2 separate regions of the Homo sapiens genome follow, and region 2 is linked to region 1. A link is an interaction called in ENCODE POLR2A ChIA-PET data of the cell type or tissue named here. Cell type or tissue: endothelial cell of umbilical vein. All regions are shown on one strand.

Evidence for each region. Peaks named below come from ENCODE experiments on the same cell type or tissue, not always from the same donor. Only the 100,000 strongest peaks of a DNase experiment are listed, where the experiment ranks them.
Region 2: POLR2A ChIA-PET joins it to region 1 with 6 read pairs; 9 of 35 experiments call an interaction of 5 or more read pairs at or near these places.

What each region holds. Positions count from the first base shown.
Region 1 is chr12:6,090,961-6,094,960 of GRCh38, reverse strand. All of the region lies in intron 6 of VWF (von Willebrand factor), which reads left to right. Among named protein-coding and RNA genes, the nearest start is that of VWF, 32 kb to the left of the region's middle. RefSeq lists enhancers at 527-1,122, 1,123-1,719. In endothelial cell of umbilical vein, no CTCF peak of the experiment used is centred here; a DNase peak (open chromatin) is centred at 1,650; H3K27ac peaks cover 2,416 bases.
Region 2 is chr12:6,159,552-6,163,551 of GRCh38, reverse strand. All of the region lies in intron 1 of LOC124902866 (a long non-coding RNA gene), which reads left to right. Among named protein-coding and RNA genes, the nearest start is that of VWF, 37 kb to the right of the region's middle. RefSeq lists an enhancer at 3,962-4,000. In endothelial cell of umbilical vein, no CTCF peak of the experiment used is centred here; a DNase peak (open chromatin) is centred at 1,911; H3K27ac peaks cover 2,474 bases.

The sequences.
Region 1 (4,000 bases):
TGAACCCAGGAGGCGGAGCTTAGCACTCCAGCCTGGGCGACAGAGTGAGACTCTGTCTCAAAAAAAAAAAAAAAAAAAAAATTAGCTGGGCATGGTGGCATGTGCCTATAATCCCAGCTACTCAGGAGGCTGAGGCAGGAGAATTGCTTGAACCTGGGAGGTGGAGGTTTCAGTGAACTGAGATCGTGCCACTGCACTCCATCCTGGGTGACAGAGCCAGACTCTGTCTCAATTAAAAAAAAAGAAAAAAAGTACACTGAAGTGCTCTCATCTGCCTCTTTTATCAGAGCACTAATCCATTCACGAAGGCAGAGCCCTCAGGACTTCATCACTTCCTAAAAGGCGCCACCTTTTAATAGCGTCACTTTGGGGTTTAGGTTCCAACACATGGATTTTGGAGGACGTAGACAGTTGAACCATAGCAATAAGTAACTATGCTTTTCTGTTTTAGACTCCAGTGCCCTCTTTTGTCCCCAAATATCTCCATCATCACCTGCTAGGTGTCTGAAATTTTACCGATAGAAAAAAGCCACTTCTTTCTTAAGTGGCTGTTGTAAACTAGAAATAGGAGGGAAAGCCTCCTCTTATACCAGCTCAGCTGGAAGGAAAACTACTTTATAGTTGCAGACACTGAAGGGAGTCTGAGTGAGAGGCTGTGCCTGAAGTGACATAGCTTGGATGTCAGGATGGCTTCCTGAAGCTGCTGTAACAAATTATCTCATACTCAATGGCTTAAAACAGTAGGCATTTATTTTCTCCCAGTTCTGGAGGCTGGAGGTCCAAATTTAGTTTCCCTGGGCTGAGATCAAGGTGTTGGCTGGCTTTGCTCCTTCCAGAGGCTCTAGGTCCTTGCTTCCGTCATTTTTGGGTGGCAGCGGCATTCCCTGTCTTTGGGCTCATGACTTCAATTTCTGCCTCTGTGGTCACATGGCCTTCTCCTCTCCTGTGTGTGCTAATGCCTGCCAACCCTGACAAGGCTGGGAGGACTGCCCCACCCCTTCCACAGAGCCCTGTTGCCACTTACAAGGTAGCCTTGTAGCAGCTCTGTCTGCATCAGAGTTGCCATTCATGATCTCACTCACCAGGACCTCACACTGGAGAGAAGGGGAGGTGGGGAGGGGTGGCCAGACCACACTCTGCCTTCACCTGCCACAGGTAAAGATGGTCTTTGTGCCTCTCTGTGTGTGGGTGTTTGGGGCAAGAATGCTTTATGTGGGGCAAGACCTCACTCAATGGGTAATTCCCTCCCCACTGTGGAACAGGCTGACTTGGGCTGAGGAGGTAGGTGCAGCTGTGAAGCTGGACTCCTGTGGGGAACAGGGGTTGTTGCCCTTTTGGGATTGTGCTCAGAGACTCATCATCTGAGGAGCAAGGTTCCTTGGTGGTGCTGTGAGTCAGCCTCCCTGGGCGGGACGTTTGTATGCAGGAGGTTTACTGGGGAGCTCTCGAGCAGCCTTGGTTAGGAAGTGAGAGAAGCAGAGTTGGGCAGTGGGAGAAGTTGAACTGCTTGTGATAGCACTGATAGAGCTTCAGCGGGGCCTCAGCTGATCCTTCAAGGAGCTCTGGAAGGTGGAGTGGCCCCTGTTGGTCACTGGATGTGGGCTGCCCTGGGTAAGGAGGTGGAACTCCCTTGGGCTGAGGGCCATTCCTGAGGAATGACTCAGTGGTGAGCCCTTGGCAGCCAACACTGGACAGCTGGTGGATGAGTCCTCGGGCTCTGAATGGGCACCTACGCTGTGCCCCGACACCTACGCTGTGCCCCGACACCCTCTACAAAGCTGCTCTGCTTGACAGCACCACCTTCCTGCCCTTATCCAGAGAGCAACCACACTGTCAAAAATGTCAACTGAAGAATCACAAGGTTCATAAACTTAGAGAGGAGAGCTTTTCTTATTCAGAGTTGTGGCCTGCAGGCTGGCCATCCTGCAGGCTGGGAAGTGTAGCCTCTGGTAGAAACTGAAAGCAGGCACTTCAAGGGAGAAAGGGGTGGAATAGAAACTTATTCCAAAAGGGTTGGCTCAGTGTACATATTTAACAGGTTATGGGAGGAGCTATGAATATTCATAATGGGAGGAGGCATTTGCATATACAGTAAGCAAACATACATGTTACATATGTCCCACATTCATTTTGGGATGGAGACTTAACATTTAAATGCATTAAAATTAGCCTCTATAGGTCAAAAGGTGAAATGGAGGACACAGAGGCATCTTGTGCACAGCCTCTGTAAATCAGCCAGAACCATTCCGTGGTTGGTGGTCTCTTACCAGGAAGGAATGCTGGTCAGCACACACACACACACACACACACACACACACACACACACACACACACACACACACTCTCACTCACTCACTAACTAGCTGGGCATGGTGGCATGCACGCACGCACACACACTAGCTGGGCATGGTGGCACACGCGCGTGCACACACACACACACAGACAAACACATACTAGCTGGGCATGGTGGTGCACCAGTAATCCCAGCTAATGGGAGGGCTGAGGTGGGAAGATGGCTTGAACCTGGGAGGCAGAAGCTGCAGTGAGTTGAGATTGCATCACTACACTCCAGCCTGGGTGAAAATGTGAGACCCTGTCTCAAAAGAAAAAAAAAAACCCGCAAAAAGGGAAGGGAGTCCCTGCTGGGCCAGTTCTGTTTAACTCTTAGGAAAGAAAGTCTAATGGTGGTTAGCGAGGGAGAGGGTATAAGGAGGGGTGTTCAACCTCCCATCCTATCATGGCCAGGAACTCAGTTTTAATATTTCTCTGGGGTCCCTTTGGCCAAGGGGGAGTCCGTTTAGTCGGTAGGGGGGCTTAGGATTTTATTTTTTTCTGAAAACCTACAAACATGCACAAAGAGGGTGGCCCCTGCCTATACCCAGGACCATGGTCATGATGGACGCGACAGGCCACAGTTGCCTTTGTCTGGGCATGGGCCACTCTGCAGAGCGTGAGTGCATGCTGCAGTCACCCGAGTGCGCAGCCCATCAGCAGAGCAGTAGGGCAGGTGCTCTGTGATTTTGTTCATCCCATGAGAAAACAAGCCATAGGAGGTTAAGTAGCTGCCCCAAGTCGCCAGCTAGCAAGGTGCAGAGCCAGGACTCATGCCCTGCCTGGCTCCCTCCCTTTCCTGTTCGGGTCACATTGGTTCAGGCTACTCAAGTTATTTCTACCAGTGGGCCCTTGTGTTTCTCTTGGGGAGTTGGGCTTTGCAGGTTCTTAAGGTTTCTTTAAGTTCTAAAACCCTTTATTAGCCTGGTGCGGTGGCTCATACCTGTAGACCCAGCTGCTCAGGAGGCTGAGTCAGGAGGATCACTTGAGCCCAGGAGGTAGAGGCTGCAGTGAGCTACAATTGCACCACTGCACTCCAGCCTGGGCAACAGAGTGAGACCCTGTCTATAAAACAAAACCAAAACCAAAACTCTTTCATTATGTGTTTCTGTGGATTGGGCTATAGAGACAGTATATAATAGGTCTTAATAAATATTGGATGGGTGGATGAATGGAAATTGGTGGTGTAATTTATCTAGGGATTGTGACCTCCACAATAATCCAGACTCCTTTACTTGTAGAAATCTGATTTATCTAAGTAAGTACATAAGTAGAGAAACCCAGCCCTCTCCTATTCCAGAAACAAAATAAAACACACCCACATCTCCCTCCTCCCACCCACCCCCCATCACGGTAACACGAGGAAGCTTCGTTTTAGCTGGTTATTAATTCAGTGAGTCTTCATCTTCATGGAACAATTTGACCTCTGACCAAGGAGAATGTCAGACCCAGAAAAATATTCTGAGTTGATGCTAAATCCAGCTGCCTAAATTGTGAACAGACAATCTCCACCTTATAAACAAGTACATTCCAAAAGACTTTTTCCCTTGGACTTTGGTGGTGCTAGGTCCTCTGGTTAGTCCATCAAAGTCTGCATCACCTGGATCCTAGCCCAGTACCGGCACTAACAAAGGCGGACTGAGTTCTAGCACGTGAGGGGAGGGTGCTG
Region 2 (4,000 bases), 69 kb before region 1:
CTTTTTTGTACATGTGGAACTGAAGCTCAGAGAGCTTTCTCAACACAACAGGACACTATGGGACCCACCAGGAACAGATTCACCAGGGATGATATTAAAAATATTAAACAGGCCGGGCACAGTGGCTCATGCCTGTAATCTCAGCACTTTGGGAGGCTGAAGCGGGAGGATCACGAGGGCAGGAGATTGAGACCATCCTGGCTAACACGGTGAAACCCCGTCTCTACTAAAAATATAAAAAATTAGCTGGGCATGGCGGTGGGCGCCTGTAGTCCCAGCTACTCAGGAGGCTGAGGCAGGAGAATGGCGTGAACCTGGGAGGCGGAGTTTGCAGGAAGCTGAGATAGCACCACTGCACTCCAGCCCGGGCGACAGAGGGAGACTCTGTCTCAAAAAAAAAAAAAAAAAATTAAACATTGGTGTGGCACAGACACAAGCTGATCATCACAGATGCAGTTTTGGACATGGAGGCTGTCTGTACGGGGGGATGTTGGCTGAGTCAGGCCTGGTCCCAGGCCTGGTCCTGGCTGCTCTGCCCTGTGCCTTTCCCTCCATATCACGCTGATTTGCAGGGTTGGAGCAGATTTTTCTGTGTCTGTGAGAGTGATGGGATTGTGCTCTATCAAGTCACACCTATCTTTAGCTGCTGTCTTTCCTGAAAGCTTCTGGTGGTGGTGGTATAAGTGGTAGAAATCCACTCACCCTCACATTCACAATAACCCCATTACTCCCTGCTAGTGAGGGGTGAGAGCAAATATTCTGGAGAGAAGGTCTGAGTTCAAATCCCAGCATTCATCAGCCTGTGGCCCTGTGCTAATCGCCTCACCTTGCTAAACCCTGCTTTTCTTATGGGTAAAATTGAATTAAACTACCTACCTCATGGCATATTGTGAAGACCAAGTACAATTATGTGGGTGACAATGCTTTATATGCTGGAAAAGTCTGTGCGTAAAATGAAGGGGATTAACCCATTTATGCCGGATGTTGCAATTTTTTTGAATTGCAGACGTGTGAAAAATCAGACCTTGGCAATGACATAGAGCAGTGGGATATAAATAACTCCCGCATGCTTAGCGTTCCAATAATGGAACACTAGGCATAAAATTAAGCTGGGCTCCATCCTGAGAGGCTCACACAGGGAGTAGGAACCTAACACTAAGGTCAAATGCAACTGCGTTGGACATCCCTGTGCCAGAGCAGCTAGCAGTCTCCCTAATTTTTTTTTTTTTCTGGACAGGTTCTCACTCTGTCATTCAGGCTGCAATGCAGTAGTGTGATCTCGGCTCACTGTAGCCTTGACCTTCCAGGCTCAAAGTGATCCTCTCACCTCAGCCTCTCTAGTAGCTGGGACTATGGGCACATGCTACCACACCCAGCTATTTATTTTTTATTTTTTGTAGTGACGGGGTCTTACTATGTTGCCCAGGCTGGTTTTGAGATCCTGGACTCCAGTGATCCTCTCTCCTTAGCTTCCCAAACTGCTGGGATTACAGGTGTTAGCCACCATGACTGGCCCCAAATTCGCCTTTCCTTCTACCATAGTCATTGATTTAGTTGAAGACATGACTCCCCAGAATAAAATCTCTATTTCCCAGGCTCCTTTACACCCAGGGTAGCCACAGGGACAAGTTCTGGCCAATAGGATGTGAGTAGAAGGGGCGGAGGCAACCTCTGGGCATGTCCTTAAGCGGCAGGGGCCTCCCTCCTTCATTCCCCGGACCCGCAGCTCCATCCCCGCACGCCCCTGACCCAGCTTCCTCCTTCTGGCCGTCCAGAGGGCAGATGTGGTGATGGGCTGTCTGAGCCCATGAGATGAGGCCAGCCTCCCAGGGTGGAACAGCTGGGGCTGGCTCTCTGCCCTGTGGAGCTGCTGAGCAGCCCTGGACTACTTACGTTCAGAGAATTCCATGAGGGAGAAATGCATCCTAGCTCATTTCCTCCCGGGTGTTTGGGGCTGTTGCAGCAGTCAAGTTCATAGCCTGACCATGTGATAGTGAATCCCACAGTGACCTATGTTACTTCTCAACCAGCAGGTTACTAACGTGCTGCTTTTGTTCAAGGATGGGAGTTGAAGCTGGGAAGTGTGGAGGGGAGGTGGGTGCAAGAATTCCCTTGAGAAGGGTCAGGAAGTCATCACTCGTCAGATTAGTCCCACAGACTTCGTGGGGGAGGCAGGACTTTAGGAATGTTCACAGTGTAGATATTCCTTCTTCCCCTACCGGTTCCCCCATGTCGTCTTTTTGTCCTTGCTCCCCTCCTCTCTCCCTGATCATCGTCCTGGCCCGGCACCCACTCCACATTCCTGAGGATATGGTGAGGAAGAACGAGACCCATTTTTGCCTTGCAGGCTGGTTATGATACAGACTCAGGCCTCTCAGGTCCAAAACCTGGGCCATCCTCCACCCTTCTCTCTCTCCCACCCCATGTAGACTTCGTCAGCAGATCCTGCCAGAGCTATTTCAAAATATGACCGGATCACCCCTTTCCATCCCTCCTCTCCTGCTCTAAGCCCCCATCATCTTTGGCCTAAACTTTGCTTTAGCCCCCTAATGACTCTCCATGCTTCCACCCTCATCCCCACCCCCGCTAACGCAGTCTGTTCCCAACAGAGCACCCAGAACGATTTCCTTAGAACGTAAATCAGACCATGTCACTTTTCTGCGCAATTTTCCAGTGGTCCCCATCTCTCTCAGAGGACACTCCAAATTCTTTTCGTGGCCCCCAGGGCCCTAACTGATGCTCCCACCTTGCCCCTCAGCATTTCACTTGGGTGTGCCTAGAGCACAGCAGGCGTGTTCCTGCCTCACGGTGCTGGCGTGCAGCCCTCTTTGTCTAGATTCTCCATGGCTTGTCTGTCACACTGTGTCTGGAATTGGTGGGTTCTTGGTCTCACTGACTAAGAATGAAGCCGCGGACCCTCGCGGTGAGTGCTACAGTTCTTAAAGGCGGCGTGTCTGGAGTTTGTTCCTTCTGATGTTAAGATGTGTTCGGAGTTTCTTCCTTCTGGTGGGTTCGTGGTCTCACTGGCTCAGGACTGAAGCTACAGACCTTCGTGGTGAGTGTTACAAGCTCTTAAAGCGGCGTGTCTGGAGTTGTTCATTCCTCCTGGTGGGCTCATGGTCTCTGTGGGCTTAGGAGGGAAGCTGCAGATCTTCGCAGTGAGCGTTACAGCTCATAAAAGCAGCGTGCACCCAAAGAGAGAAAGAACAAAACTTCCACATTGGGGAAGCCAACTCCAGCGGGTTGCCACTGCTGGCTCGGGCAGCCTGCTTTTATTCTCTTATCTGCCCCCACCCACATCCTGCTGATTGGTAGAGCCGAGTGGCCTGTTTTGACGGGGTGCTGATTGGTGCGTTTACAATCCCTGAGCTAGACCCAAAGGTTCTCCTCCTCCCCACCAGATTAGCTAGATACAGAGTGTCCACACAAGGTTCTCCAAGGCCCCACCAGAGCAGCTAGATACAGAGTGTCCATTGGTGCATTCACAAACCCTGAGCTAGACACAGGGTGCTGATTGGTGTGTTTACAAACCTTGAGCTAGATACAGAGTGCCGATTGGTGTATTTACAATCCTGAGCTAGACATAAAGGTTCTCCAAGGTCCCACCAGAGTCAGGAGCCCAGCTGGTTTCACCCAGTGGATCCCGCACCTGGGCTGCAGGTGGAGCTGCCTGCCAGTCCCGCGCTGTGTGCCCGCACTCCTCAGCCCTTGGGTGGTCGATGGGACTAGGTGCCAGTGGAGCAGCGGGCGGTGCTCGTCGGGGAGGGTCCGGCCGCACAGGAGCCCACGGAAGAGGGGGGTCTCAGGCATGGCGGGCTGCAGGTCCTGAGCCCTGCCCCGCGGGGAGGCAGCTAAGACCCGGCGAGAAATCGAGCGCAGCGCCGGTGGGCCGGCACTGCTTAGGGACCCAGTACACCCTCCGCAGCTGCAGGCCCAGGTGTAAGCCCCTCGTTGCCCGGGGCCGGCAGGGCTGGCCGGCTGCTCCGAGTGCAGGGCCCGC